Linked DNA regions of Homo sapiens: all the other regions are linked to region 6. Evidence: chromatin loops called from intact Hi-C (ENCODE). Cell type or tissue: A673. All regions are shown on one strand. Links, peaks and the distances in the headings refer to the core of each region. The heading gives the core; the rest is flanking DNA.

Region 1 (4,488 bases), core at 119-4,118, 1.9 Mb after region 6:
AAAATTGATGTTGCCCTTATGAAGGAAATTTAGACATAGCTAGCAAAGCCTTAAAATTTTAAAAGTCATTTAATCCATCAACCCCAACTTTGGCAATTTAGACTAGGAATGTAATTGTGGTTGCAGGCAAAAAATTGGCTACAATATTGTTCACTGAATCTCTTTTTCTTATTTTGTGGGTATATAGTAGGTGTATGTATTTATGGAGTATATAAGATATTTTGATACAGGCATATGATGCATAACTAAATCAGGATAAATGGAAGTGTCCATCATCTCAAGCATGAATCCTTTCTTTCTGTTATAAACAATCCAGTTATACTCTTAGTTAATTTGAAATGTACAATAGGTTATTTTTGACTGTAGTCACCCTGTTGTGCTATTAAATACTAGATCTTATTCATTCTGACTATATGTTCATAGTCATGAATCATTATTTTTTGTAGTAAAAGAGTAGATACACGTATATTTTCAAGAATAGGAAAATTTAATGAATAAACTATGGTATATCTAGAAAATAAAATATTATGAAATTAAAATAATGCCTTTGAAAAGTATTTAGGGACATGGAAAAATGATCTTAGTATATCATTAATGGGGAAACGCAAGGCTCCACACCCATGGAGATTGGTCCCAGGATCCCAGTGGATATCAAAATTCAAGGTTGCTCAAGTCCCGGATATAAACTAGCATAGTATTTGCATCTAACCTACACGCAATCTCTCAGATACATCAGATCTTCTCTAAATTACTCATAATACCTAATACATTGCAATCGCTATGTAAGTAGTTGTTATACTACATTGGTTTTTATTTGTATTACTTTCTATTGTACTGTAAAAATTTTTTCCAAACATTTTTGATCTGTGGTTGGTTGAACTCATGAATGCAGAATGGCAGACACAGAGGGCCCACTGTTTGTAAAATATGACCTTTTTATAAAACTTATATATGCATGTGTTTATATAATCAGAGAGAGGGGGCTATATTTGTCTTGTAGAGAAAATCTTGTTCTTCTTTGCAAACTCAAAACCTGGCATGGTGCCTGGAACAGAGTATGTACTAAGAGTATACCAAGTCAATCACATGTATAAATAAATTGGTAATAAAGGACATTCCCTAAAATGCTATTGGTTATTGAGGCTGAGATTAATTATGTTTTTCTTTCTTCTCTTTGTTTATATTTATTTCGGGGGTTTTATACAATGAGCATGGATTACTTCTGTGATTTCAAAAAAAAGTGTAAGTCCTATGGAAAGCTTTAATTTGGTTGGAAGGAAATTTGTGGATCTTAACGGGAAGGATTTCAGTCATGCTACAGCAAGTGTGCCTCTATTGGTCATGACCAACACTTTCTTAGCCATAATTTGAGCTAATTTAAAAGCCTACTCACCTGCTGGGGTTTTTCTCCCATAGAGAAGTGATTCCAGGCCACCTGTGGTGGCTCATGCCTGTAATCCCAGCATTTTGGGAGGCCAAAGCAGGAGGATAGCTTGAGCCCAGGGGTTCAAGACAAGCCTGGGGAACATAGGGGAACCCTGTCTCTATAAAAAAAAAAAAAAAAATAAGATAATTAGCCAGGCACGGTGGTGCATGTCTGTGGTCCCAGCTACTCAGGAGGCTGAGGTGGGAGAATCGCTGGAGCCCTGGATGGAGGTCGAGGCTGCAGTGAGCCGTGATCACACCACTGCACTCCAGCCTGGATGACAGAGGGAGGTACTGTCTCAAAAACAAACAAAAAAGAAGAAAATTGAGTCCCCCATAGACTTCAGAAGTAAGATAAGACAATAAACTTCTGAATCATCCCACCTTACACACGAAGCAGGGACAGAGTAACTGGGAAGAAGAGCCCCTGGGGACACCTTGGAGAACAAGATTCTAGTGCCAATTGACAAGTGACTCAGATGGTGAAAGCATTATAGACAACGACATTAGGCTCTGATTTTCTCTTTCATTTTCGCGTTTGCTTTAATTCTTATTTGAAGCAATGTGTGTATCTTACTTCAACTAACGACAATGTTTTAATTTGAGGGGCAGTTTAGTCGCTTTAAGACTAACATTTCTGGCTCCATCACATCCCTTGTGTAGAAGGCAGTGGCCTACTACAACAAATAAGCAAGAGTGCCACCTCGTGGCAGCTCACTTAATATACACATGGTTCCTGAGCGCTGGAAGAAATTTAAGAAAAAGTTGAAAAGAGGTAATAATATTGCAGAGATTGGCCTAACATGCCTCAACAGCTTCAGTGCCCTGAATTGCAAAGGTTTCCTTCTACCTAGGATTTTAGCTTTCAGAAATGTGACAGTTTTGGTCAGCATAGAAAAAATATCAACCTGAATTGCCGTTATCTCTACCGTAAATTACTAAACACGAGGCTCTTCTGGAGATGAACTACTGATCTCTGATAACATCGTTTATAACATAACCAAAATTATCTGACTTTGGGGAGCTATTGTCCTCTCCTCATCACTTATTCTGTTATTTAATGAACATTTATTGAACACCTTTATTTTCCAGGAACTGCACTAGACTTTGGGAACATAAACATGAGAAAGATACATTCTCCAGCTGGTGAAAAGCTCATACACTCTGTTAAGTAAAATTTCTAGAAGGCCATTGGTTTGAACTAAGCTCCCTGCACTAGGCCCCAACAGATCAAACCAAAATGGAGTAACCCATGCTAAAGTTCCATATCACCAAATTGAAACTAAGTTGTTAATCTGACCTTCTGAGAAATTAAAAGAGAAAAAGAAATAATAGCCAAACCCCAAACAGGCCAGTTTTAGCCAATATGATCAGAAAGTCCCCTCTGCTTTAACCCTTACAAGGAAGGTAACCTGCTGTTAACCAATCTGCTTTTTGTATTATGCTGTTTCCTTGTTCCTGCTCAAGCTTTTAAAAACTGACTCTTCCATCACGCCCAACAGAGCACCACTCTGTTTCTTAGATGAGATGCTACCTGACTCATGAATCACAAATAAAAGCCAATTTGATCATTTAACTAAACTTGTTGCAATTTTGTCTCTTGACATTTATCATGAGATACTATGCTGAATCATCTATTGTCAACTGCGCATCACCATCATCCCTTTTAAGGTCTTCTCCCACAATCCATTTACCTAGGACACGGAGTTTCCCATAGAAGTCACTCAAGATGTGGAAGACAGAAGAAATAGAGAAGTTTTATTCTCTAGAGGCAACTGCATCCTGACTGAAGAAAATGAGAGGCTCAGAGTGGCTCCCTGGTGAGCTCTTGAGAACCCATCTGTGTTGCTGCTGCACCGTGAGACGCTGGGGGACCTCTTAGAGATTCCTAAGACTTGCAGCAGCTTGCTGTTAAGTTCCTGAGAACCCGCTGCCCTGTTGCCTCAGGATAAGATCTCCAGTGTCCGCTTCCTTCCCGCTGGCTTGCCTGGTCTTCACTACTCCCCAGCCTTTCCAATAGTCAAGCAAGCCCCTAATTCCTAATAACAAACCCTTTCTGCCCCCAAAACACGGAGTGCCTTCTGTTTTCCTGACCAATCCTGACTGACTCAGACACGTAGCTAGATAATTCATATAGCTAGATAATTCTACAACATTGCTATAGTGTCATGAAAATCAGACTACATCAGATTTTATGAGAGCTGAGTGGCAGGAAAGTATCCCAGCTGTAGATGATTGAAGGAGGCTTCCCAGAGAAACCGGCATCTAAGGTAAGTCTCACAGATTAACAGAAATTATCTAGGTGCAAAGAAAGATTCAGAAACTAAGGTATTTAGAAAATAAGTTAGGTTTTAGAAGGGCTGGATAACCAAAAATAAAACTGTATTTAAAGGGGAAAACACACAAGACTAAAAAAGTTGCCAGACTTACAATTAGCATGTTGATGAAGAATAAAACAACAGTTTTCTTGCATGATTACCATTCCTGTAAAGCTCATTACACATTTGTAGAAATCAGTCTGGCAAAATGCAGTAATGCTGTTGGTGCTTCTTCCACCCCAAACCCTTACCAGATAGGTACACCAAGTTCGCCAGCTGCTGTGAATGATAGCCACTAATGGCTCACAACTGCAGCCTTCTCTGAAGAATTGCTATTCACCTGGAAGTTTCCGGAAGACTCTGACTTCCTCCAAAGGCATTCACAGGTGAGGGCTGACATACAGGCCTGCAAAACCTGGCCCCCTCATCCTAAGGTGATGCCAACTTTGGTATGCCATTCAAACTCGGTGGGAGCAGGCTAAGGCTGAACTACAGCAGAAACTTCATCTTTGCTTAACTTTTCCTCTGTCCTATTTTCTGCTTTCCTCACTTCTTTTTTTATTCTTTTGGTCTTTTGGTTTTTTTGAGACGGAGTCTCCCTCTGTCGCCCAGGCTGAAGTGCAGTGGCGCAGTCTCGGCTCACTGCAACCTCTGCCTCCCAGGTTCAAGTGATTCTTATGCCTCAGCCTCTCCAAGTAGCTGGGAATTACAGGCATGCACCACCACACCCGGCAAATTTTTTTGT
Region 2 (4,488 bases), core at 205-4,204, 1.1 Mb after region 6:
GCTCGTATGCAAGGGAAGAAAGGATTCAAGAATCATTCAGTTGATACACGAGATCTAAACTTTGCTCTTCAGGAGGTGCTATCCTTGTTCTAGTCGTGATTCAGCTGGGAGTTTAGAAATTCAGCATAAAAGTCTCTCCCAATCCCCATTGTTACTCCCCTCAAATAGGCAACTCCGCGGACTAGATCCTGATTTGGGGCCTTCCTACATCTTCCTTTACGGGGTCCAAGACCGGCAATCTGGGAGTTCCACAGGCTATCTAGGGTTATCTGGCCTCCCCTCCGTTTTCCCTCCTACCGAAGAAGAAAGCGTCTGTGTTAGTTGTGTCTAGTATTAGTTTAGCCTTACTTGGAGTGTGGAGCCACTCGGCCTAAAACAGGCCGACGGGTAGAGGTAGGGTGTCTGGAACTCAGAGCAAGATACAGCCCCGCTCAGGAACTCCAAAGCAGAGCTGCCGTGCGTGCACCAACTCCCTGCCTTTGCGGTCTGGACTGCACCAGAAAAACACAGCTATTGTCGCACTTCCTTTCGGGGGAAACTTCAGCACCGGGAGACTGGCGCCCAGCAGCATTCTCCTTCTCCCACTGGCCCGAGTCACGAGCTTTGGGCCTGGGCTGCCGCGGGCTTCTCTGAGATAGACTTCGGGGTAAACAGAGCTGCAGCTGCCAGCCAGCCCTGACTTGACGCTGTCGATTACCGACAGGCTGTTAACCGTCTAGATGTAGGCTGTGAGGAGCTAAAGAACAGGAGGGAAACATGGGTCTGCGGTCCTGGGCTCTGCTCTGGAGAAGTTATCGGCGCCCATCGAGTCACCTGATACACACTGCCATTTAATTACAGAAATCGCTTCCTCAGATCAATGCCAAGGACAGTTCAAAGCACCTCCCGGCAAAGACAAGTGGGCAGGGAGCCAGGCCTCCCTTCCTCTGGTCCCCTATCTTCGACACTTTTGGTTAAATAGAGATTTGAGTTACCACATGGTTATACTGAACAGGGTGTTCCTAGCAATGCCCTTACACCTTGCTGAGATGGCAGATTCTAACCAGGATGGGATTGGAAGCTGCAGAATTGGGGCAAAATTTAGAAGTTCGGGATCCGATTGAAAATAATGTTACAATGTCAAATTAGTTCTAGACCTTGCTAAATTTCACCCCCCCAAAACCCCGCAGTCAAAATGGACATTCTTTCCCACATTTCATAAAAGACAAAAAGGAGTGGGCCGGGAGGGAAGAATTTAACTTCTTTGTTTCGGTTCCTAAAGCGTTAGAACGTTGGCCCTCACGCAGACTTGAGCCATTCTGCTGCTGGGTGAGACCAAATCTGGATGTGTCTCTACAGGTCCAGAGCCTCAACTTTCTTGATTTTGTTCCTCTTTTCAAGGTTGACCCCACTCCCCACTCCACCCCTTCCTTAAAGGCAGCCGGGAGGGAGAGGAAGCACTAAGTTAAAAGCAGCGGAGAGTCTGTTCACAGTACAGTTTTATTTAATTTCACAATATAGGCATTGTAGCTCTGTGCACTGCCGGCTGCTCTGCGGGCCTGTCTGCGGCTTCGGACCCACGCTCAGGACATACACCGGCCAGTATCCCGGCTCTCGGAGCAGCAAACTTTTGCTGGTGTTGTGAGGGAGTTCTCACACTAGGGCCTCCAGCTTTGTCCTAAGGCCAGCGGGCTGGACGCTATTGCCTCTCAAAATCCACCGACAAATCCAGCCGTGGAGAAACAGCCCCACGGCATCAAACTCTTCCAGCAGTGCGCTTCCCGCTGAGACACGTAGGAAGAATGTAAGTAATTTCATCTTTTAGTAGCTGAAATCTGCAAAGGGAGGGAAGGGGAAGTAGCGGGAGGGAAGCCCTAAGATAAGTGCAAGTCTTTACCACGAGCGCCACCCAGTGTCCTCGAGCAACATTGCGCAAATGGCAAACCCCAAGCTCAGTCACTGGCCAGACACCAACTGGTCCTTAGTGTTAGAGTTCACTTCCAGGTGGCTTTCTTTCTCTGTACTTCCAATACATCTTTCTCTCAATTCCCATGCCCTTTCCTTTCCTTCTTGTACATTCATACTTTTCCTTCCTCCTCCCACCGGCTCACCTTTTTCTGGGTCACCTTTTTCTTGGTGCCCCCTGTCCTATCCCTCAATTCTTAGGTGTAAGGCGCTCCTTCAGTGTCCCCACCTGGGGTGACTGGAAGGCATCAAGGATGACTCTCCTTTCCTAGCCTTTTATTATTATTATTATTATTATTATTATCATTATTATTATTATTATTATTTGGACAGAGTCTTGCTTTGTTGCTCAGGCTGGAGTGCAGTGGCATGATCTTGGCTCACTGCAACCTCTGCCTCCTGGGTTCAAGCGATTCTCTTGCCTCAGCCTCCTGAGTAGCTGGGATTACAGGCATCTGCCACCACGCCCGGCTAATTTTTGTACTTTTAGTAGAGGCAGGGTTTCGCCATGTTGGTCAGGCTGGTCTCGAACTCCTGACCTCAAGGAATCCACACAACTTGGCCTCCCAGAGGGCTAGCATTACAGATGTGAGCCACCGCCCCCGGCCGCCTTTCCTAGACATTTGTGAAGAAGCAGGCCCTCCTTTAGTTAGATGAGGTGCTTGGGAAGCTTTCGGTCATTCACTACTATGGGCTGAAAAGAGTGCCACTGAGTGTGCAGGGAGAGAGCCGCAGAAGGGGGTGGGGTAGCAGAAAATCTTAATAACAGCATTTACTCAACTTTCTCCATGTAGCCTATCTGGAGATCTGTTTACTCATAGAAGTGCCAACAGTAGAACACCTTTTCTTTTGGGCTTGAAACTCAGAAAATTCAGTGCAGTTGAAAATATTTAATTTACGAACTTAAGATATTTTTAATATGGAAACTTTCATTTATATAAAACATTGTACACATCAATTGGATGTGCATAATTCAGGTAAATAAAGGACCCCTTAATATGATGCTAGCATTGTATAGGCATACTTGGTATAAAAAGCACTTTGACTTTATCAGTAGAATACTCATTCTTTAAAAGTCCAGTTTTGGGGGTGAGGTTTATTTTTCTTTTTATTTGCACTGCTTTATCCATTATCTTTTTTTATCTGTCCAGTGAAAAATGCTCTGAGCAATTCACTCTTATCATGATCCATTTAGAGTACTTTTCATCCCAGAAATCTCAAACACAACAAAACTGGTTAAGTCAAACATTTTGTGGAGGTAGACCTGAGTAATCATTTTATTACAATGGAGCTGCAGTTATCTTTGAGCTGGGGCACTAAGGCCGTTTAATAACTTAAGGTAACAGCTCTGAAATATTCAATTTGATATTTGTATAGAAAAAGCACATTTCTTGGAACTAGGGTGGGATGAAAAGATAGGAGTTATGATTGCAAAAGTAGCAAAGGCTTTCAAAAATAGCACAAGTTGTTGGTCACTGGTTTTGGCAATGCAACTGAATGGCCTTTGTCTCCCAATAGAGGGCTAGGCACACTGACTTGGATCTAGCATTCAGAGGTGGTTCATCTGAGTTAGGAAAACTATTTAATTCCCCATGTAGGTTCAAACTTCTTCCCATGTGTTTATGAGGCTGAACTAACTAGGCCCAAGCTAAAATGTTTAGGAGCCCATTTAAATCAACAGTGAGCTTATCTAGGGAGAGAGAAGAGGGAAAGTGGGTGTGAAGGGTAACAGGATAAATAGAAAAAAGGTTTCCTCCCATGCTGAAATTAATTATAATATCCCCTTGCCCTCAAGAAAAATGTGTTTGGAGTTAAAGAGCATCCCCAACAAAGTAAATCTCAAAGGATTCACTAGTAGGCAATTATATAAATATTCTGAATAAATTAAAAATCCCCAGAGGGAAAAACTATTTTCCACTTAATTCCAACCTAATAAGATTTTTGGTTTATTTCCAAATGATAGGGCAGATCATAGACTTCTACACGTTTTGTTTTTATAATTAAGACATTAAAATATGTTTATTCATTTAACTTAAACATAACTAGCTAGGAAAACGCCTTAAGTATCCACTCAAATCTATTCTCTATGAGACAAATTTAATATACCACAGCTGAAAACACTTCAAGTTCATCTAACTAGGAAGTAAATGGGATTATATTATTATATGTCTTTGCAAACTGAAATTGAGGCATATTCTTCATCCTAAATTCGGATTTCATCTTCTTGAAAGGAAGGTTTGGCTGTGGTACTATTTACAAAACCTTTATTCTTCTTAAAGATATACAAATATTCCAAATTCTAAAAATACCCCTTGTGGAGTTAAAAGAAAAGTAATTGACAGACAGGAATTCAGAGCAATGATCCACCTCTTGCAAGGAAATAGCAAGAGTGAAGCTTCAGTCATCTTTAATAACATCCTAATTCCAAGATCTATTTAGAATTTTAAAGTTCATTGATCCTAAGCCACTGTATTTTATGATCTGACAATATTGTATGCAGAGATGCAGAAAACCAATTCTGAAGCCAAAGCCAGATTATTCAAA
Region 3 (4,488 bases), core at 363-4,362, 160 kb after region 6:
AAAGCTGGATGGTCTTTTAATTGATCAAAATAAGGATTTGCAATTGTGTTACGTGTTTAGTATAGGTCTGTATGAGTCTATCTGTATGAAGACCTCTATACCCTCAGATATACTATCAGCTGAGTTGATGAGGATCCTGACAATTGACTTTTTAAAGCATATATAAACCTTTAACACCCTTTGACTTTGAGAAAAATTTGTTATTCGTGTTCTTTAACAAATAGTGGGCTGGCTAGCTATAAAATCAAGAATTTGCAGTGGGAATAATCTTCTACTGAGAGTTAGAATTTAATATTTACAAGTAGTCATTGAAGGTGCAGCCACTCCACATTGCCTTTTAAAAAATATAAATAAGGAAAAATGATACAATTATGCTATTTTCAGGTGTCATTGGACAGTTAGGTTTTATCGAGAAAGTAGTTTGAATCATGTAGTCCAAACAGGGAGAGAAAGAAAGATGCTACAGAAATAGCCAATAAGCAAATAATTTTGGCTTCAAATCACACTGCAAACATAGTACATAATACATACTTTGGCATAAAAGAATTATAGAATCATAAAATTTAAAAAACTATAAGGCTAATGTCCAGTTGATCATTTTGTTATCTCAATGTCATATAATTCTTTTCAAATCACACCCTCTGTCAGATATTTTTTGAATTAAAAATAAGACACATCTCACTATATCCACATAGTGGCCCATCTAAAATATTCTGTGTTGCTTTAATGTATTAAAAGTTTGTTCAGGCCGGGCGCGGTGGCTCACGCCTGTAATCCCAGCACTTTGGGAGGCCAAGACGGGCGGATCACGAGGTCAGGAGATCGAGACCATCCTGGCTAACACGGTGAAACCCCATCTCTACTAAAAATACAAAAAAAAGTAGTCGGGCCTGGTGGCGGGCACCTGTAGTCCCAGCTACTCGGGAGGCTGAGGTAGGAGAATGGCGTGAACCCGGGAGGCGGAGCTTGCAATGAGCCGAGATCGCGCCACTGCACTCCAGCCTGGGCGACAGAGCGAGACTCCGTCTCAAAAAAAAAAAAAAAAAAAAAAAAGTTTCTTCAGTTCTAAGCGGTGATTTTTAAATGTCAAAGAAATACAGTCCATAGAAAGAGAACTCACAGTTACTACACTACATTTTTGTGTGATATTTAGGTTACAGTTTTATTGTTTTCACACTGATTTTTCTCACTTTCATTTCAGCAGAGATATTTTGTGCATTTTATATTAACAGTTCACTTGGAGAAATCACTCTAATATTTGGAGCCGATTCCCTACAGATACATTCTTTAAACATTCTGTGCAGATAGGATTTGATTGTTCATATTGCATGTTATCTTTTCTTGATCTTATTACTCTGGCCTGTACAGGCATTCAGTGGAACCCATGAAGAGAGTACAGACAGCTGACTGGATGAAGAAGACATTGGGGAAAAAAACTCCCATTGTTTAGATTTCTGTCAGAGGATATAAGAATACTTAATTTCTTTTATCTCTAGGGCTTTCATTATCATTTAAATTTCATTTTACATTAATTGATCAGGGATTAGTAAAGCCATTATGCAGAAATTAGAATAAGACAAGCCAGATGGAATGAATAATTCATGAAGTCCAATTACGTTTTATTTCTGGTGTACTTTCAAACTTGCCTCTGACTTCTGTGCTATTTTGATGTGACAATATTCACTGGAAATCAAGAGTGCCATTTTAATTTATTGTATCCCTCTGGAGTGGAAGCATTTGTATGCACTAGGGGTATGTTAACGCATTTCCACACACACACCCCAACACCCAAAAGTCAATTTTGGGGGTTTTGAAAACACTGGGTGATCTAGGAATACTGTTCATTTTGTACAGAGGTTCAGGGGCACTTCAATGAGCCACACCAGTTCAACTGATTGGGGTGAGCTGACCCTATGCAGAGAGACTAAAGGCGTAGGATCGCGAAATGATTACCTCCTGGAAGAGCAGTAATCCTCTTTAAAATATTTGCACGCATTCCTCTCTGCAAAAGAACCCTTAAAATGTGAATTTGGCCTAGAGTTGGACTGGAGGTAGCAGCAGCTGTTGCAGCTACAGACGAGGACCACGAGGTGGCAGGGGTTGCCTTCAATGAAAGGGTTCGGGGCGGTCGGGACCGCCGGGGCTTCAGAACATCCCCGCGGGTCTGAGCCGGGCCGACCACGGTTGGGTTTAGGCTCCGAGCATCTCGCAAAGCGTTGCCGGGCGAGAATTCCGAACTAATGGAAAGTCCGGTCCACCTGTCTGGAATGTCTCATACAACTCTGTTGTCTGAAACCGCCTCCCCACCCCCGGTCCCAGCCACCAGCCCCTTGAGAGGCCCCCTCTCCCCCCGGTATTTATTTATGCCACTGGACAGTTCTAGTCACATTAAAGCTCCGGTTCACCTTCTCGAGGACTTTCATCTCGGGAAGTTTTATGACACTTTGTGAATGTGCAAAGTTTTTAATTAGGCTCTCTAGACAGCCCGAGGCAGCAGCAGCGCCACAAAGTCTTCACGGTCTCTCTGCTTTACAGCACAACAAGCCGCTCTACTCCTTTGAAGACAATGCAGACTATGTGTACGATGTCATGTGGTCCCCCGTGCATCCTGCGCTTTTTGCCTGCGTGGACGGGATGGGGCGCTTGGACCTCTGGAACCTCAACAATGACACCGAGGTGAGCGGCGGCTCAGGCGCCCGGGCCGGAGGGCTGGGAGGGGGGCGCAGTCGGCCACTCGCAGTCTCTCCCTCTTTCTCCAAAACGGCCTTTTTTGGACAGACCTTCCAACTGCAGCAGGGCTGCCGGCCCCCATTCTTGACTACCCTGAAGGGAATTGGCAGATGCATTGGCCAAAAATCACTTAATCTCCCTTCATCCCTAAACGGTGGCTGCTCTCGGACAATTAACGACCCTTTTTTGCAAAGAGCAAAACGTTATGCGTTCACACCTTTCCCTATGGGACAGGACACACAGGCATTTGTCAGAGCCGTGTTGAAATAACTTTATAGGCAAATACTTGGAAAAGAAAGCTTTTGTGGACGTCGATTTTTAGATTGGGCTTTTAAAAAGGGCTATTTGTCAGTGTTTGCTACTTGTACCGTTTCTATTTTGAATCCACAAAAGACGATTCTGTTGACTATTTTATGTTTAGATCTCTCATCCATTTGATTTGTACCAAGGTAAATATTCCTTGTCTAAGATATCAAATTCAGAGGCAGACTTTTACAACAGTCTCCAACTTTAAACATGAATATCAAACTCAGTATTTTTTTAAAAATAGATTTTAACATGTCACATTTACAGCAAGTGAAAATACCCATTTATTTTAAAAATCAGCCAGTAATAAATACTGTTTTTAAATTATGCTATAAAAATTTATGTTTTAAAAACTATGCCACATGCATTGTTCCTTTTTGCCAGTCTAGCAAAATTACTGAGTTGCTAATTCAGCTACTTGGATTTTTTTTTAACATAAATATTATTGTCCTTCAACTTTATAAAATAAAATGGTCTCTGCATCACTTCTTGGTTTCTGATTCAAGAAAGCTCTCTATAAATAAGAATGGACAGGTAAGAGGAACAAGTGCTGCGAACTATATGTCAAGTGGAGAACAACAAAAAGGTCTTTTGAAGTGTTTTGAGCAGGAAACAGCTCAGCCTTTTTAATTAGGAAGCCCACAGCTGGAGGATCTGAGGAGGAGCACACTTCCCTAGTATTTGTGTGTGTGTGTGTGTGTGTGTGTGTGTGTGTGTGTGGGAGGGGGCAGGGAAATATTCTTCAGGTGTTATTATTAAGTCTTTGTATCTTCAAGGGTATATACACCTATAATTGCTGCCAAGTAGTTATCTTTTAAAAATCTTTCAATTTGAGTCTATTTTTGCTTTTAGCTACAAGAATTCTGTGACAAGAATGAGTTAGGTAATGAAGCATCTTTGAAAATAATCAAAAGGCATGAGTATGTGAAATGTCCCATCATTTGGATGTTGAAATGTTTATAACATTATTGTTTTTAATAGAAAGATGTTATTACCCTACATTGTAAGGGTTTCCCAGAGTCTTCATCACTGTTTATTAAAATCATATTGCTTCTATTTGCTAGGAGAAATTCATTCATTTAAAGCAACCAAAAAAACTAACATTTTCCTGATTGACTTAGGAGACCGCTGTAGTAGAAATCCAGCTTAGTTGAGATGTTTAAGTGATACCCAACTACAATGCATATGAAGGGAGTGAGTGTTCTACAAACTCCTTAACAATTCCTATGTAACTGTTTTTCTTTTAAATTTTTTTTAGGTAAAATGAAACTAATGTCTCAACATTGATAAATATAATTTTTTCCCTTCTCTTTCTCTAGATATCAAGAGACAACCACATAAGAGTTTCATAGCTAAACATTTTTTAAAAATCATTATTGGTCATGCAAACTGTTTAGTTTTGTGGTAAACATAATTCTGCTTTAACAATAATAGTAGAGATACATTGAGTCC
Region 4 (4,488 bases), core at 266-4,265, 500 kb after region 6:
AGAAAAATGTTTAGACAGCCACGTAATTGGATTCCCAGCTGGAATAGTGGGTTTCTAAGATTCACGACTATTTTAAAATTCAAGGAATACAGATCCCTTATCCTTGTTCATTGGGAATAATTTCCTCTGTCCCATTTTTAGGGGGCTTTAAATATTCACATGACTTATATTTGAAAATATGATTGGATACAGACAAAAGTAGAGTAAAATTGATGTATAGCAGTAAAATGGTTAAGCAGGAAACAATTACACCACAACCTATCCCTCTTCAGTTACAGTAGGCTCAAGAATGACTTGCCCCTGAAGGATGAAATTAAGTTGTTTAAGACCCTCACTTTGATTTTACTCAAGCAGCTAAGGAAGAAGTACTATTATTTTTGTACTGAAAATTGATGTACAGCACTGCACAAGGCTGGTCTGTCACTTGTGGTGACAGCACAGACAACGGGCCAGTTTGATCTCTAAAAAGTTAAGGTTGCAGGCAGGAGTCAGCATGGATGATACAGTTGCTATTCCAGATTCTGGGACACAGACACTCCAGGCAAGGAGGAAAACGAATTCTATGAAATATGGTAGGGGTAGTTTCAGCAGAAACTGTTCTATGTAATAAACACTGTTTGAGATACGTGGGTGACTGTTTCTTATTTCTAGAAACACTGCTGTCATTACCTCAAAATTTTATATGCTTTGCAGAAATTGGAAATATAAACCAAGGACTTCCAGTTTAACTTGAAACTTGTGACTCTTTTAATGATGGAAGTCAGTAAACATATTCACGAATAGCTACCCACAAATATTCAAACCACCCATCATTCTCTACTGAATACATGTAAAAGACAACAGATAAAGCCCAAGAAGTTGCTTTGTGACTGTAGATACATGCACTGTGAGTTATTAACACATTTAATGAAAAACTGAAGAGACTATGGCTCACTTGAAACAACCTATCAATCTGGAATTGCTTATAATGGGAAAGAAATATTTATAAATAGAATTAGACTTGGGCTTCAAGAAAACACATGCTATTATAAGGAAGAAATTGATTAATTATTGCTCTCTCTCCTTACTCCACCTCCTCTCCCCTTCTCCACCTCCTGGGATACAGGTTTAAGTTTAATCTGGGGCTTTAAATTAGCATTAGAAAAAACTTTTTGATGATGTGTACATTTTAACTACTAGGATGGGACTACAACAAAATATATAAACTCATTTCCCTAGACAATTTTAAACGATGAGATTGGTATAATTGGTGTGGGTTGGTTTGGCTTTGCTTAAAAAAGAGAGATGAATGAGGGGATTCCAAAAGCTTTTTCAGTCCCTTGAGTTTGTGACTGTACTTTGGGCTTTGCCTCATTGGACTGTTAGAAAGCCCTGGGCCACTAGTGATCACCTGTCATCCTGACGATAATCTCCACTGAGGAGAATGTTTGTTCTAATAATGAATACATAGGGCTCAGTTTCTACTTTCCTTAATTTTCCCAACAGCTACAGAGAGGTCTCTTGGTTCCTTAATAATATTATTTATTTTCTCTTCCTGGTGATATTACTGTGGCCTACTTGATTTTAAAGGCTTGGCTATACATTTTAAAAATTCATTAATGATGGAAAATAAAAAAGATACATTCATACCAAATAATTATGCCTAAGAAAATTCAAGCTTTCATTGTGTTTTAACCTGTTGGCCAGAGCTGGCCATTTGTATGTATTAAAAAGGCAGCTACCAACTATAATGACTGATTAAGGGACATACATCAACACCCCATTCCTCTTTGACCTCCATGTATCTGTCAAATTGGCTAAAGATCTTAACATTAGGATCATCCTTGAATAGCCATCTTAAGGATTTAAGAGTTTGAATTTACATGGGATAAGAAACATTTTACCTGGTTAATATAGGAGCTTGGCTAATTTACATGGATACCCCAATATCCCACTTATCTCTTAGCAGAGAGCAGGGCTCAGAGGGGAACTGAAAGTAAGAACAAAACTGAAAGGAAGTTGATAAAGAAAGACTTGGAACAGGAATTCCTGCCTAGGCCCAGTCCTGGATGCCTACAGAATGGCTCAAGGATGCTAGGGCTTACTTCTTATTACACCTTGAATGCCTAGCGCAGGGCCTGGCGCTGAATGAATGAATAAAGGAATGAATGTGTGGGTGTCAAGGTGAGAGGGTGTTTAATAAGTGTTGATGGTGGGGGCAGCCTCATAAAAATGACAGTAGATGGATGGGGGTTGCATGGGTGTATAGGGGATAAATTTTTAGAAATTTTTTTAAAGAGCAACTCTCAAGGCCTGGAATTTGTTTTGTGAACAGTCCCACAAAGCAGTTGCCTCTCACAGATTTACTGCATTTAGAAAAGTCCAGGTCCTCTTTCATGCTTTTCTCCCTGCACCCTAGCCCCAGAGTGTTAGCCATATTTTCTTCATGGCCATTGCATGGAACACCATCAATGAACTCAGCCTTTGTCCAGTAGACGGTGCTGTTGTACTCTGGCCCTGCTGCTGATGGCATCCTTCTTCCTCGTTAGTGTTTCATCACAGGATTTTATAATGAAAAGGTTCTCAGACATTTGGGGAAAGGCTTTTTTCCCCCCAAACTAGATGCAAAAATATCTTTTCACACGGGGCTCACCCCTCATGTCTTTTCAAAGAAGCACAGGAAAAAAAAAAGAAAATATTCATGTTTTTCCTGTTCTGGGAAACAAAAGAAAACAAAACAACAACCCAAATCTCTCAGGGATGAGGTCCTGACACCTTTGGCTGAATTAAGCTGTTGGGAGACAAGGAAGAGGTAATAGTGGTCAGGTAATCTCAACACTCAACCGCCATCCTGTTTTGGTGGAGGGCCCCAAGTAACACACTTGGTGGGAGGCCTGGGCTGAGCAGGATGGGTCTTCCTCCCAGGAGCCTGGGAGAACACAAGGCCAATTGTGAGGCAAGGTGCATGGGCTGCTGCAGGAGGGCTTGGGCAGCAGCTGTCCCCAGATGCCCACTGCCAATAAGTCTACAGAGCAGCACTGGCTGTGGCCTCAAAGGGACCGAGGAAGCTGCCACCCTGGCCTGGGGTCAAACTGTGTGTGGTGACAGGGAAAGGAATGTGGACTTTGGCAGAGTAAAGAGCGGAAATATGGGAGCCCAAGAGAAAAGCCACCTGGGCTTGTTGAAGCTTTACCACCAGCCAGGGAGGGCAGTGTTTCTTGTCCCTCAAGATGTGGTTTAGGAAGCCCCAATCTGTTAGGTGCTTTGAGAAGTCTCCCTCTCTATGAGGTACCATCTCACTAAATAAAAGGAGCTATTCAGTGCAGGGGAAAACTCACTGTTGGGTGCATTCCACGGAGAGTAAAGGCACATCAAAGAAAAAAGTCCTTTAACACACAGATTTCTCCTTGACTTGGATTGTTGTAAAACTAGTGTGCAACTAAGAATTACAGAAAATCTTCAAAGGGAGAAATTACTTAGTGAAAAATTTTCATTATAGCCATGAATGGTGATAAGCAGGTTGGATTAGGGATGTGACCATCCGGGTCTTTCACTTTTCTAGGTCTGATGGATTTGGATACATCACAATATCTCTGAGTCTCAGTTTCATTCCTGTAAAACGGCATACTCATTCCTGTCCTATCTCCCTCATTAGGTTGAGCATTCTGAGACTCAGAGAAGTTCACTCATGTGGAAAAACAGTTTGTCAGTTCTAAAGTTCCATGCAAGTGTGAAGATTTATATTAGCTAGGAATTACATCCTTTTCCTCCCGTCTGCAGAACACCTCCCTGCCACAGTGCAGAATACAGAAGTTTTACACATAGTAAATATTAAAATGAAGAGACAAAAAGGCAAAAACAAAAATGCATGTGGTTACTGAGCAAACACTGAGATGGAATTATTTCACATTGCAGTGAACAAAGGGACATTTCCAGTATTATTCCCAATCCTATACAGTTGGTGTTCCAAAGGCCAGGTAGTTGCATGTTACTGTAAAGCCCTGCATTCAACAATCTTCAACGTTTAGCTTTTTCATAGCTTGACCCATTGTTTCTTAGCTGATTAGTACAGTTGTAAACCAGAAAAGACTGGTCTGTGACCTTAGAAGGTTGAACAAATAATGCTCCATCCAAGTTGTAATTACACAAGAGATAAAACAAAGACACATGTGAGCCCATTTGTAATAATCCCTCAATGCTGATATGAAACTGTTCATGTCAAACTGATTTCTATAGAGAGCAGAGCAAATAGGAATTAAAATAGTATATACCTATAATATGAGATAAGATTCTAGGAAATATAATTAACTTCTATAACTGACAGAAATGCTCTAGGAACTGAAAGAAAGCAGAAAAAATTGCATTGTTAAAGACCTTAAGTTTTTCAGAAAACTCCCCAAAGTGAACTGCTTTAAATTCTTTTTACAACAAGACAGGAAATAACCAAATGCTGATAGGCACACATTAAAATAAGTCCAGAATTCTTTTCTGTACATATTTTTAGTCTAT
Region 5 (4,488 bases), core at 225-4,224, 1.1 Mb after region 6:
ATTTCAAGTTGCATGGATGCTGCTCAGAGAATCTGTCAGCCAAGATCTCTCCCTTGTGATGAGTTAGGTAGACAGAACAGAAAGCTTTCTTTAGAGGCTATGAGAGGAGAAAGAAGAGTATTCTCCTTTTGTAGATCCACAGTGTCCTCACAAAGCTGGCTGTTTGCACACTGCTGGACCAGCACATCCTGTCTGGGACTTTGAAGGTCTTTGCCCATTACCCTGAATCTATAATGCCTGATATTCTGAAATCATGGTGTGAGATGAGTCTCACTGATTTTGTGCTCTTAAGATTCTGGTTGAGGAAGTCACTATGCAGTTCTCTAAGGGATGTAGAAGTCTGGGAGAAAAGTATCGCATGGAAACCTGCTCATGTATGTCTCCCAAAGTTCAGGGGCAAAAAATCAGGCTTGGAACCATCACAAAAATTATTTCTAATAAAATAACTGTACTCACTTACACAAGTTTGAAGGACAATAATGCATCTTTTTCTTTAATCACCTTAAATCAATAAAATAGTAGTTTGTGATATCCTTATCTTTAACTCTTTTATGATGTTACCATCAGTGATAGAAATAAGAACTAGAATGCTTCTGTTACCCCAAGAAAGCAGGAGATGGAAAAAAAATCCAGATGCTTAAGATTGCAGGCTTAAAAAATTCTTGCTTACATTTTAGTGTGCAGTTAGCTTCTGACCACCTTAATTTAAATAGTATCTTTGTGGGGTAGAAAGAAACCCCAGGAATTTTGGTTAAATACAGCTCAGTTACTATAGAAGACGGTCATTAAATATTTTATAAGGTATTTTATGTAGCATGTATTTACAAAGGGTACATACAGTGCTACTTAAGAGCCCCTATTATGTACACAAAACATGTTGTTATAGGATGCTATGTTCAGATCATAAGCTACAGCCTAAACATCTAAAATAATTAAAATATCCAAAATCTATTTAATGGCGTGGCATTTAGGACTGTGTAAACACGTAAGAAAGTGTGCTTTGGGCTTCCAAATAATCCACTGTATTAAAAGCTACATTCTAAAACAGTGAACAGAGAACTCTGGAGTTCTGCTGTCACAGTAAACCTGTGCAACTAAATCAAACACTCCTGGTCAGATATTAAATGATTAAAACATTTCCAAAATCACTTGAAAAAGAACAAATCCATCACATCATTATAGCTAAGTTTACTGCTTAAGAAGCAATACGGCCGGGCGCTGTGGCTCACTCCTGTAATCTCAGCACTTTGGAGGCCGAGGCGGGCGGATCACGAGGTCAGGAGATGGAGACCATCCTGGCTAACACAGTGAAACCCCGTCTCTACTAAAAATACAAAAAATTAGCCGGGCGTGGTGATGGGCGCCTGTAGTCCCAGCTACTGGGGAGGCTGAGGCAGAAGAATGGCGTGAACCTGGGAGGCGGAGCTTGCAGTGAGCCGAGATCGCGCCACTGCACTCCAGCCTGGGCGACAGAGCAAGACTCTGTCTCAAAAAGGAAAAAAAAAAAAGAAGCAATAGCACAGCCCTGCCTACAGTACCTCAGAAAACCCAGTGCTAACGAATTGTTACGAACCCAGTGTAACGAATTGTATTAAGAAGCAAAAATGCAAAAACAGCAGCCTGATTATTTTTAAAATTATAACATACCCTCAGGTAAGTAGCTTGAATTTGCCTCCCGGGCAGAGATTGGATGTGGAGGAGAGCTGAGTTGGGAAGCATTTTGGCTGCAAGTATTAGAGATTTTAAATTTTTCTCCTGAACTGAAAAAGTTCCATTGTAAGCCCACTGAATACTGTGCATCTAACCTTGAGGCAACCTAGCAACAGTGACATCTAGTGGTCACACTAATTGCATCTCCTCACCTCTCTTCCTCCCCAAACCCTTCCCAAAAGAGTGATATCAGAGTTAAGCATTTAAAGTTGAATCTCTCTGCTAATATCTACCCTTAAATGGTCTTTCTGGGTCTCTAAGTTGTTTCAAATACAAGTATTGATAGATCAGGGCTAAAATGTTTAACTGAGTCTTTCTTTGATTTGTATGAAAGTCACCTTGCAATATAGCAAAAGGAGAACAATCGGGCCCAAATATTAAAAAAAAAAAAAAAAAAAAAAAAAGACAAAACAAGTCTGACAGCCCGAAGATCTTCGTCATGATTAGAACGCTCAGAGTTGCTTTGTCCTGCTCCTATACTCCATCACACAGAAGGCTGCCACCAGACTAATCTCCCCAAATAGTAACTGTCATCAATGCTTCAGTTGTCCCCAGCTGCCCACCACATTGAATTCATACGTACCTGCCTGGCTTTCAAAGCACTCATAAGAATCACCCACTGTACTTATTTCTAACAATTCCTCATTTCTCTACTCCAGCCAAGTTAGTTTCTTTTCTGTTCTCTGGATCCATCATAGTCCTTTCTCTTTTCTTGCCTTTTTTCCTCCTTTTCTCGCTCCTTTCTTCTCTGATATCTATTTTTCAAAGCTCATTTTAAGTTCATCCCTTCTACAAAGCCATATCTTCATTATTGCTCAAGCCTATGCCGACCTCTCATTTCTCTGAATTTCCATTTCATTTACACTTAGTACCACTCAGTGAAGCATTAAATGGCTTCACTGGTGTTTCAGGCTTCTTGGTCTTGTCTCATCTGCAAGTTTTAAAACTCTGCCAAAGCAAGAGTTGATATCTTATATGTCTTTTTGTATTTTCCATAGTCGTTTATTTTGTTTGTTTGTTTTGTTGCTGTTGTTGTTTAAGACGGAGTTTCGCTATTTTACCCAGGCTGGAGTGCAATGGCACCATTTCTCCTTGCTGCAACCTCCACTCCCCAGACTCAAACGATTCTCCTGCCTCAGCCTCCCGAGTAGCTGGGATTATAGGCATCTCCACTACCACACCTGGCTAATTTTTACATTTTTAGTAGAGATGGGGTTTCGCCATGTTGGCCAGCTGGTCTTGAACTCCTGACCTCAGGTAATCCATCCACCTCGGCCTCCCGAAGTGCTAGGATTACAGGCATGAGCCACCATGCCTGGCCCATAGTTTTTAAATGATGTAACATATCTAAAACAAATCCTCATCTAAACCATTCCTTAATTTCTCCTCAAGTTTCAGTGGAACAACTCTATCTCTTCTTGTCCAACTAGTTGGTGGACTCTAGTTTTTAGTAACTGTTAGTATAATGTTAAGCTGAGATACGAAACAATAAATAAGCCTTATACCAACTTGAGTTGTTGTAAAAATGTATTCCCAGAACATTTTCAAGGGAACACCAACATAGAATGAATTATTTTACAAACATTAGATACTATACAACAGAGCAAAATGACAAAATAGTGTGGAAATCTCTCTTTGTATTTGAAAAGCTCTATTTCCCTTCCTTTAGGAAGATCATCTACTATCTACTCCAAAAATGTTATCCTATATCTGTAACTCAAGTTCTGTTCACTATTGTTTGATGGCTCCCTGCTTTTCAAATCGATGGTACACTATCATGGATTATCTAAGGAACACCGAGTGCCAAAATAAATTCCTAGTTTCTATTATGTTTTAAATAAAGGGAACTTACATATCAGAATTTGGATAAATAATATTTAAGATTCTATTCCATATCCACTAAGCATTGGCCGGGTTAATACCACATTGGTTAAGATTCAACTGAAGGATTGAATTTTCTCCTGGTCACCACGTTTTTAAAGAGACAGACAAATTGGAGAGAGTTCAGAGGGGAAGAACAAAAATGATCAAAGGTTTGGAAAATCAGCTCTGTGAGGAAAGGTTAAGAGAATAAGGCCTGTTCTGCCTAGAGAAGAGAGAACTGAAGGGCCATAATAACTCTCCAAAATACATAAAAGAATGTTTCCAGGAGGAAAGGGACCAATTATCCTCATTAGTCAACAAGGATAGGACTAGGGATAATGGGACTTAAGTTGCAGCAAAAGGAAGAAAAAAAAAGATTAAATATTATGAAAACCTTCATTTCAAGGCTAGGCCTAATGCTTTTTCTGAGTTAGGGATAAAGAAATCGTCCCTCTGTGATGATAGGGAAAATATCAGAAAATTATCAGAGAAAACCTTGGCAACTCAAGAATTATAAAGGAAAAAAAGATGAAATTTTGATGTTATGCTTAAAATGTGCATAACATTCTCCACTCAAACCCAATGAGGTAGTTATTTTCACCAAAAACCATAAAAATACATACAGAACACATAAAAACAAAGATGCACAGACAAACAAATACAAATGAAGAAAGACAATTACCTATTCCCATACTCTCTTGGCTCATCTTTCACAGGATTAATGCATAAAATAGGTTTTATCTTAAAATAATAAAACATTAGTGCCCTTTGTTCCTTGATTTAATATAGTCATCATATTAAAAAGTGGTGGAACTGATAGAGTTTTAAATACAGATAAATCAAGCATGCATAAAATAATGATGGAGTGGAAGAAAATATAATACATCTGAAAAAAATCAGCATTCATTTGCATAT
Region 6 (4,488 bases), core at 237-4,236:
TAAATGGAATCACTTGTTTGCTTTTTAATTAAGATGAGACTTTTGATTAAAGCAAAAATCTGGTGGCATTTTATTTTCTACTCTGTGCCCCTCGAGATCCATTGCTTGACCCTGAAATGAATGATCTCAGTTATATCTTAAATGACATAGTGAATTAACTGTATTTCATGTGCCAGCATTTCCTTCATGTTACTTAGATAATTAAGTTCTTCCTAATTCAGAAAGCGTGACATTTTTGTATGGTCACAAAGACAGCCAAGGAGGACAAACACATAATAACGAACTATAGTAATAGCTATCATTCATTGAGCACTTTTGTTCCAGAAGCTTTGTGCATTATTATCTCCAGTACAACCCTGAAAAGTATTTACAGATCAGGAGCCTGAGATCAGAAAGATTTGACTAACACGAACAAAGTCACATAGCTAAAGAGATGGGTTGCTGGGATTTGAACTTACATCTATCTCCAGAGCTTTGATTTTTCTGTTTAATTTGTATTTTATAAACCCAAATCATTGAAGCATATTTATGTTTTATTTCTATACACTTCAGGTAAAGCTATTTTTTTAAACAATTTATTGAATACCAAGAAGAGTTATGTCCTGATGGAGTGGGGTCAGATTAAATGATTCTCCTGTTCACTTGGAGCTATAAAACTATATAAATCTATATGTGTGAGAAACTCTCACTGTATTTAATGTGTTTTTTTCAGTGCTACTGTCTACAGGACTCTGGCAAATTGCTGTCAAATAAAAGTCATAAATTCACAGAATGCAATTCCTCGTTGTCAATGAAATGAAATGAGAAAATTTCTCTTTTCACTCAAATGGGCTATACATTTATACGATCTAAATTCCCATATTAACAAAAAAAATTTTAGTTGTTTGCTTTCCAGTTAGGTTAGGATATTTCTTCTGTTTAAGTTGGGATGTGCCAATAAATAGGGTTTCCCATTGCAGCTCACAGGCAGAGAAAGTGAAACTGCGCTTGGTAGTCTTTTCATCCGTATCTGTTCAACAACAACAAAGTGATCTCCCCAACCTGAAAAGAGATTGATTTGCCTTCAAGTAAATACCTAGTTATCAGTACTCTTAGAATCTGTTGACTTTTGAAGCTTTGAGATTTGATTTTTCTCTAAGAATATATGCCCAGCACTATACCATTCTGTCTGAACTGCTTAACAAAGAACATCTAGAAGTCATACTGGTGCCCATATTTAAAATATTTATTTAAAAGAAACTAGCCACAGATGGAAATATTTCTAACTAAAAATTATCTTTCTCAAGTATAAAAACATTTCTCAAAATGAAATATTTCCCATATAAAGTCACTTCATTGTGGGCTTAGAGAACTTTATTTTCCATTGCCAATAAAAGCCTTTGATTGGCGAGCTTTTCTTCGCCTTAAATTTGAAACTGGAGTATGTAAGCAGAGTGTGGATCTGAGTGGAAAAACTGGCCTAAATTATGTGAGTTTCAGAAATATCACTCCATGTTTATTTGAACAGTTTCCTCTAAAGGGGAAAATTTTGTTTAATATTTGAATATGTTTATTTATAAAAACGATAGAATAATCAGTAGACATTTGTGTTCTATTAGATCTGAGTTGTTCTCCATTTTCTTTTTGTGTTTTCCATATAAGGGCCGAATTTTCATATATCTTATGACAGAGTACTTACCTGACCATTGAGAAATAGCTACGATTTCACATCTGACCTTTATTATGTGACCATTCATTGTTTTTTTGACATACGCAGCCTTCCCTCGGACATTTCCCTGTCTCTTAAACCCAGTTTTGCCGCTTTGTCCTGTCTTGGATTCCGCACGCTGCACAAAAAATGGCCAGTAGAGGGCGCTGCTGGCTTACTTTTTAGAAAACTGCTCACAGCCTGATTTCAGCACTTTCAAAAACATGGAAATTATCTTAATTCAGTCAAAGCAATCAGAACGAGAAAACTGTCTTAAATTCATCAAAGTTGTTTCTTTGTGTCTTTTTCTATTTCGTTTCCCCAAAGGCATCAATAAAACCAGGCAATTAGTGTTTCTTCCCTTTTCTGCGGAGCCCTTAGCTGACCCACAGTAAGGATGAGTATGGTAGTTGAGGGCAACCGGGTGTGATTATCTAATTTTTCCATCAGCTTGAGGTTCTTATGTGAAAGTTGTATTCATGGAGAGCCAAAAGAAGGGGAAAATAAAAGCCTGTTTACACTTTCACTTTCCAACCGGCCTTGCCAGTTATCCCCTGACCTGGTGCAATGACGAGAAAATATCTGTGCGACCTTGGCCTCTGGATTGTGGACTGGGGACGGGGTGTCCGTGGCTTCGGTAGCGAGAAGCGGGTGGGAGGGGCATGATTTTATAGACTCAAAAGCTTTCTCTCCTTTCAGGCAGGCAGTGCTGAGAGGTGATCGGAGGAAGACCTTTTATATCCCTTCCAGCACCTCCATTCTTTGAGATGAACTATTGACAGTCCCTCAATATTTATAAAATATTATAAACTGCTATGTAAATACAGCGTCAAGTCGAACTTTCTAGCCAGAGCTCTCCCGAGTACCCTTCCAAAGAAAATGCTATGCTTAAGCACCTCCTCCTGAGACATTCTGGAACCCCCACCACTTATATAGGTATATTTACAGAACCCCATCCCCAATCCCTTCAGTCATTCAAAAACGGTACAAGTTGCTGAAGACGTTGTGGTGAAATAGAAAGTATCAAAAATACCACGGGAATTGCATTTGCTAGTCATCTTTGTGATGGCGTCAGTTTGTGCCAACAGCATCGTGATAAAGTTCTCAGTGGATCTGAACTTTGCTTCATGTGGTTTTTCTTCACCTTGTGGGCACTGGGCACTCGCCGTCCTTCATAGCTGGTAGGTGCCACTTTTGGCCGGCCCTGTAGCTGGCTGCAGTCGGCTGTCCTTCCACAGGATGAAAAATGTCTTCCATTAGCTAATGGCTGTGTTCTCCGTGAAACATTCTGCCCCTTGGCCTGGGGCTGCAGGAGAGCATCAATCAAGTCTCTTAGATGAGGCCTCAGAGGACCAAGGGAAATTTGTATAATCCTGAACTGTAAACATGAGGACCAGTGGTTGAGGTTTTTGGATTTGAACAACATTTAAAAATGTCTATTTGAGTATCTAAAGTAAACCTTTATTTTAAAGAGAAGCTGAGGCTTGCTGGGTGGCCTTCAGGAGGTCAGCTGACCTTTCTGCCTCCGTTTCCCTGTCTTCAAATTGGTGGAGGGAGCAAAAAACCTTACTCTTCTGTTGCACAGGAGAATCCATTTAATCTTGATTGATTACATTAAATAAGGAAGTCAGGCTTTCTTTATGCCACTTCACACCTTATGGGCCACATTATAATTTCCCTGCCTCTCGGTCTAAGTGTCCACTAGTGATCACTGCCTGGTGTGGTTTTTTGTTGGTGTTGTTGTTCCTGTGGGTCTGTAGTTTTCCTTTCAGCCATTTCCTTTCTCTTGTTCTTCTCCTCCCCACTTGCTAACCAAGGAAGAAGGGCTAAGGGGCTCCCCACCCTTCCTGGCGGTGGCAAAACAGCTTCTTGTTCATGAGGGAAATTGTGGAAGCATAGATGTAAAAAGGAGAGAAGTATGTGGGTGTGTCTGTGTGTGCACACATGTGCATGTGTGGGTGTGCATGTGTGTGCCATTTAGCAGTTGCCTTTTTTTGTGATGGTTTGTTGCTGTTGGCACCTGTAAAAGCAGTCAAGCTGAAGAAATTCCTTTGGAAAAAGAAAGAACTAACTTCCTAGAGGTGAATGGAAGGTTGCTGAGGCCTTAAGGCGAAAATTTATAGAGAGCTGAGTTTTCTCTGTTTTCCTTTGCATTGCTTATTTGAAATTCTTCATTGTTAGAACACAGTTTTGTTTACCATGCCCCCCATTATTTTCCCTTAAACAATACCATAAATATTATCATTTGGGGAACAACCTCAATTTCCCAGAATTCATGACTTTTCCATTTTAATAGACAATGTATCAGAACTTAAATCTTGTGAGATCTTCTTAAAAGAGTACTTCTCAACAGTTTTAGGAACTGTTTTTTACTCTAGCCTTTGAGGACAAGATGGGAGGGACACTGAAGAAGTTGTTCCTTTTGTACAGAGTAGGCAACTCAGAAATATTATGGAATGACAGTTGAATGACAACATGCTGATTGTTTGCTCAGTAATAAACTAGAGTTTTGCTGTGTATTTTTATATATTCATATAAGGCTATGCATTCTTGCAAATTAGCAATTAATTCTACTGAAATATCTGAATAATGTTTTCCATAGGTTACACTATCCCCCTCACAAAAATAAAAAAAAACTAGACATAATATTTTGTTGCTGACCCTATGTTACAGACTTAGAGGTTTTTCCAAAGACTAGGAAGAAAGTTATTTCTGGGTTGGCTAGCTAGAAATATGCTATGCTAATTTTATCTCTAAATACCATATGATATCCATTCTATTTTCATAAATATAGATTAATT
Region 7 (4,488 bases), core at 363-4,362, 1.3 Mb after region 6:
GGGAGGCTGAGGCGGGTGGATCATGAGGTCAGGAGATTGAGACCATCCTAGCTAACGCAGTGAAACCCATCTCTACTAAAAATACAAAAAATTTACCTGGGCGTGATGGTGGGCATCTGTAGTCCCATCTGCTGGGGAGGCTGAGGCAGGAGAATTGTGTGAACCCGGGAGGCACAGCTTGTAGTGAGCCGAGATCGCGCCACTGCACTCCAGCTTGGGCAACAGAGCGAGACTCCGTCTCAAAAAAAAAATAAGATACCCATTAAAATTTATTTTTCTGCTAAGGCAGTAACCTCTTTTCTTGGATTCCACTTAAACTTACGGTAGATCTTTTGGCATTGTTTCACAGATCACTGATCTTTTACTCATTTTTTAAATAGTTTTGTTCTGTTTAAAACTGGATAATTTCTATTGCTGTATTTTCAAGTTCATGAATCTTCATCTCCAGTCTACTATTAAGTGACATTTAAAAAATTCCAGATAGTGCATTTTTGAGTTCTAGAATTTATTTGGTTCTTATAATTCCTCATTCTCTGCTGAGATTTATCTGCCCCATTTATGATGACCGTATTTTCTTTTACATACTTAACATTTATAGTACCTGCTTTAAAATCTATCTCTGCTTATTCTAATGTCTGAATAATCTCAGGCACTGGTCTCCATTGATTGCCTCTTCTCTTAACTGTGTTTGTAATAATTTTTAATTTTTTTCCTGGACACTGTAAATGATACATTGTAGAGACATTATTCTAGATTTTTCCTCACCCAAACGGAAACTCGGTGGCCATTAAACAGTAACACCCTCTCCTACCTCCTCCCAGCCCTTAGTATTATCTATTCTTTCTGTCTATGAATTTTCCTATTCTAGATATTTCATGTAAGTGGAATCATACAATATGTCTTTTTATGTTTGGCTTCTTAGCATAATCTTTTTAAGGTTTATCCATGTTGTAGTATGGATCAGAACTTCATTCCCTTTTAAGGGTGATAAATATTCCATTGTATGTGTATACCACATTTTGTTTATCTGCTTGCTGGTGGACATCTAGGTTATTTTCCAAATGTCGTCTATTGTGTATACAAGTATGTGTTTGAGTTCCTGTTCTCAGTTATTTTGGTAATATACCTATGAGTGCATTTGCTGGATCATATGGTAATTCTGTGTTTAACTTTCTGAGGAACTGCCAGTCTTTTCTGCAGTGGCTATACCATTTTATATTCTCATTATCAATGTATGAGGATTCTAGTTTATTCCAACTGTTATTTTTCTGGGGTTTAAAAAATTATTATAGTAGACATCTTAGGGTGAAGTGGCATCTCATTGTGGTTTTGATTTACATTTTTCTAATGGCAAATGATTTTGACCATCTTTTCATGTACTTGGCCATCTGTATATCTTTGGAGAAATGTCTATTCATGTGCTTTACCCATTTTTAAATTGGGCTATTTGTCTTTTAGTTGTGGTTCTTTATATATTCTGGATAATAAACCCTTTTCAGATACGATTTGCAAATTTTTTCTCATTTTGTAGTTTGTCTTTTTACTATTAGGTGTCCTTTGATGCACAGAAGTATTTAATTTTGATACTGTCCAGTTTATTTTTGTTGTTGTTGCTTGGGCTTTTGGTGTCATATCTAAGAACCTATTGCCAAATCAAAGGTCATAAAGATTTACCTATATATTTTCTTCTAGGATTCTCATGATTTTAGCTCTTATATTTAGGTCTTTGATTCACTTTGAGTTAATTTTTGTATATGGTAGAAGATGGGGTGTCTAACTTCACTCTTTTGCATGTGGAAATTCAGTTTTCCCAGCACCAGTTGTTGCCTAGATTATTCTTTCCTCCACTGAATGGATTTGACATCTTTATCAAAAATCAATTGGCTATATATGTAAGGATTTACTTCTGGACTCCTCATTCTATTGGTGTTATATATCTATTCTAATGCCAGTGCCACACTTTTGTTTAATGTGGCTTTCTAGTTAAGTTTTGAAATTGGGAGTTGTGAGTCCTCTGTTTTTGCTATTTAGAGCTCCTTAGTTGTCCATTTTTGTAAATGAATAATTTCTTAAAGCCTGCTTTTTAGATTTTATTTTTTGGAGTTTCATCCGTGTTGATACATAGACTTGTAGCTTATTTGTTGTGACATCTTTATTATCATCTGAGTAAATTTCAGTGTATTTGACTTTTCTATTGAAGTACAATTATTTCCATTTTTTTTTTTTTTTTTGCTTTAACAATCAACATTCTTCTGCATGATACTTGTTCACATGTTTTAAAGTTTCTTTAGGATGGTAGGGTGATTTTTGCCTTGCCAGGAAACCTTTGGCAGTGTTTCGAGACATTTTAGATTATCAAGACGGGGAGAGGGGTGTTACTGCCATCTGGTGGTCAGAGACAAGAGATGCTGCTAAACATCCTGCAATGCAGACTCTCACTGACCCCTCCCCACCCCTACCCCCCCTACACACACAAAATAGTGCCAAGGTTGAAAAACCCTGCCTGCCCTGAAGCATATAGAAGTGGAATTGATAAAACTTGAAATGTTTTCATCTTAATAAGTGGATTTCTGTAAATCATGGAAAAAATATTTTCTCCATAGGTTTGGAATGTTTGGAATTAAAGTTGCTCTGGCAATGCTGCCATTCCAGCAATTACAAGCAATTTATATATCTCAAGCCAGATCAGGTAGCAGCATTATCCAGAGTTAGCCAGTTCATTCACTTTAACTTCATGAACTAAAATACTTTGGCACTTTGTCTGCTTAAAAGATTAATTTTAGAGTGAGTCTGTTTCAAAACAGTGGCACTTGTGCAGATGGGGATAGTTGGAATATTAGGCTGAATGTACTTAATAAGAGCAAAATTAGAACATGAAAAAGTTTTTCTTGACACAGATGGTTGTTAAACATTGAAGACTTAAAGGTTTAAGAAGTTTTTCTCTAGTATATTTTAAATTAAAATTGTAATTGAAGACATAGGAATGAATTTAGACTCACTTGAAGATGTGTTACATGTCACCGTGGAATACTGTGCTGCCATAAATAGGATGAAAGCATGTCCTTTGCAGCAACATAGATGCCATGATCCTAGGCAAATTAACACAGGAACAGAAAAATAAAATTTTAAGTGGGAGCTAAACATTGAGCACACATGGATGTAAACTGGGAACAGCTGACAGCATGGACTACTGGAGGGTGGTATGGGTTGAAAAGCTACATGTTGGGTATTGTGCTTACTCCCTGGGTGACAGGACCTGTACCCAAACTTGAGCATCATGCAGTTATTCCCATCTAACAAACCTGCACATGTACCCCTTGTATCTAGGGGATATATGTGCAGGTTTAAAATAAAAGTTGGGGGAAAAAAGACCCATGGTTCCTGTTTGAGAATCCGTTGAAAGCTATGGCCCCAGAAATGATGTCCGTACTTGTGTAAATACAATTTTGCATATGGTTTGAGGTGGTTTATGCATGCTTCTGAAGCCCATCCAGGGACTCACCACTCTTTACTTATATCCAGGTTAAAAATTTTGCTAAAAGTTGGTTAAAACACTTAAAGTGCTAAAAATAGATATACATGAAATGATCAATGAATTGTATCTTCACAACTATATTTATATCTCCTTAACCAAATGCTTCTGCATTTACTGATGAGGAAAAATAGGTGACTCAGAATTAGAATTCAAGTCCTCTAATGTTAAATATTATTTAAACTTTACATCTATAACCTTCATTCTTTATCTTTTTAGGTGTATGCAACAGCGTTATTGCAACAGGCTAACGAAAACAGACAAAATTCAACTGGAAAAGCATGTTTTGGCACCTTCCTCCCAGAAGAAAAACTTAATGACTTTCGTGATGAACAAATTGGACAGTTGCAGGAGCTGATGCAAGAAGCCACAAAACCCAATAGGCAATTTAGTATTTCTGAGTCTATGAAACCAAAATTTTAGTCTATACAACAAAGCTTAATAAGACATGCAAAAATTTAGAACCCCTACTTTAACTGTCATTGGTTTTTGAAATATATTTAAGCTTTGAAAACACCTGTTATTAATGAAATACTCTTTTATTTTGGATATTATGATTGCAGTATATGGATCAAGATCACTAGTGACAATTGAAAAAAACTATTGGAATAATAGCACTTGTATGAAATTCAGTTTTGGAACTAAACAGCAAATTTCTAGAATTTTGCTGAAAATGTTTTAAAATGCTATTCTCATCCAGCCATATTAGTCTTCTGGCTTTTCTTTAGCTTCATCAAATAAGCATGTTGTGATAATGATAGATGTACAATTCCAACAAGGTTATTATTTTTTAAATACATTGTCATTCTGAACATTTTATCACTTCTAGTTTAATAATACATACATGATTTTTCTTCTGAATGTCTCTTCTCCCTGCATCACTGTTCATTCACAATGAAAGGTTAGGAAGAAGCTTTAAAATTCACTATTTTACTATCAATCATTTGTATAATAAA

Evidence for each region. A loop is a pair of places that touch in the nucleus more often than their neighbours do. Peaks named below come from ENCODE experiments on the same cell type or tissue, not always from the same donor. Only the 100,000 strongest peaks of a DNase experiment are listed, where the experiment ranks them.
Region 1: a loop joins it to region 6, with 11 times the contacts of the local background. A loop is called at or near these places in 19 of 110 quality-filtered maps.
Region 2: a loop joins it to region 6, with 6 times the contacts of the local background. A loop is called at or near these places in 87 of 110 quality-filtered maps.
Region 3: a loop joins it to region 6, with 5 times the contacts of the local background. A loop is called at or near these places in 32 of 110 quality-filtered maps.
Region 4: it touches region 6 in a loop (6-fold over the local background); 12 of 110 quality-filtered maps call a loop at or near these places.
Region 5: a loop joins it to region 6, with 11 times the contacts of the local background. A loop is called at or near these places in 63 of 110 quality-filtered maps.
Region 7: it touches region 6 in a loop (6-fold over the local background); 15 of 110 quality-filtered maps call a loop at or near these places.

Annotation. Positions count from the first base shown.
Region 1 is chr7:97,833,617-97,838,104 of GRCh38, forward strand. No RefSeq gene overlaps it. Among named protein-coding and RNA genes, the nearest start is that of ASNS, 37 kb to the right of the region's middle. In A673, for the core only: CTCF peaks have their summits at 2,139 (motif pointing left) and 2,338; a DNase peak (open chromatin) is centred at 2,105.
Region 2 is chr7:97,025,957-97,030,444 of GRCh38, forward strand. No RefSeq gene overlaps it. Among named protein-coding and RNA genes, the nearest start is that of DLX5, 3.4 kb to the left of the region's middle. RefSeq lists enhancers at 24-539, 1,618-1,817. In A673, for the core only: a CTCF peak has its summit at 1,890 (motif pointing left); a DNase peak (open chromatin) is centred at 1,845; H3K4me3 peaks cover 625 bases; H3K27ac peaks cover 649 bases.
Region 3 is chr7:96,073,522-96,078,009 of GRCh38, forward strand. It overlaps DYNC1I1 (dynein cytoplasmic 1 intermediate chain 1), which reads left to right. Exons shown (of 17, transcript NM_001135556.2): 15 at 2,536-2,676. Among named protein-coding and RNA genes, the nearest start is that of MIR591, 140 kb to the right of the region's middle. RefSeq lists enhancers at 2,256-2,863, 2,256-2,523, 2,503-2,676. In A673, for the core only: a CTCF peak has its summit at 2,085 (motif pointing right); DNase peaks (open chromatin) are centred at 2,090, 2,540 and 3,680; H3K4me3 peaks cover 2,391 bases; H3K27ac peaks cover 1,458 bases.
Region 4 is chr7:96,412,642-96,417,129 of GRCh38, forward strand. All of the region lies in intron 3 of LOC105375410 (a long non-coding RNA gene), which reads left to right. Among named protein-coding and RNA genes, the nearest start is that of SLC25A13, 93 kb to the left of the region's middle. In A673, for the core only: a CTCF peak has its summit at 2,483 (motif pointing right); a DNase peak (open chromatin) is centred at 2,480; H3K27ac peaks cover 841 bases.
Region 5 is chr7:97,063,338-97,067,825 of GRCh38, forward strand. No RefSeq gene overlaps it. Among named protein-coding and RNA genes, the nearest start is that of DLX5, 41 kb to the left of the region's middle. In A673, for the core only: CTCF peaks have their summits at 1,839 (motif pointing left) and 2,046; a DNase peak (open chromatin) is centred at 1,824.
Region 6 is chr7:95,914,922-95,919,409 of GRCh38, forward strand. The region is part of intron 6 of DYNC1I1 (dynein cytoplasmic 1 intermediate chain 1); the gene reads left to right. Among named protein-coding and RNA genes, the nearest start is that of DYNC1I1, 140 kb to the left of the region's middle. In A673, for the core only: a CTCF peak has its summit at 1,841 (motif pointing right); a DNase peak (open chromatin) is centred at 1,850; H3K4me3 peaks cover 1,018 bases; H3K27ac peaks cover 349 bases.
Region 7 is chr7:97,177,261-97,181,748 of GRCh38, forward strand. It overlaps SDHAF3 (succinate dehydrogenase complex assembly factor 3), which reads left to right. Exons shown (of 2, transcript NM_020186.3): 2 at 3,752-4,488. The coding sequence ends at 3,955. It overlaps LOC124901704 (a long non-coding RNA gene), which reads right to left. Exons shown (of 3, transcript XR_007060445.1): 2 at 3,000-3,089; 3 at 203-238. Among named protein-coding and RNA genes, the nearest start is that of SDHAF3, 62 kb to the left of the region's middle. In A673, for the core only: CTCF peaks have their summits at 2,389 (motif pointing left) and 2,596; a DNase peak (open chromatin) is centred at 2,391.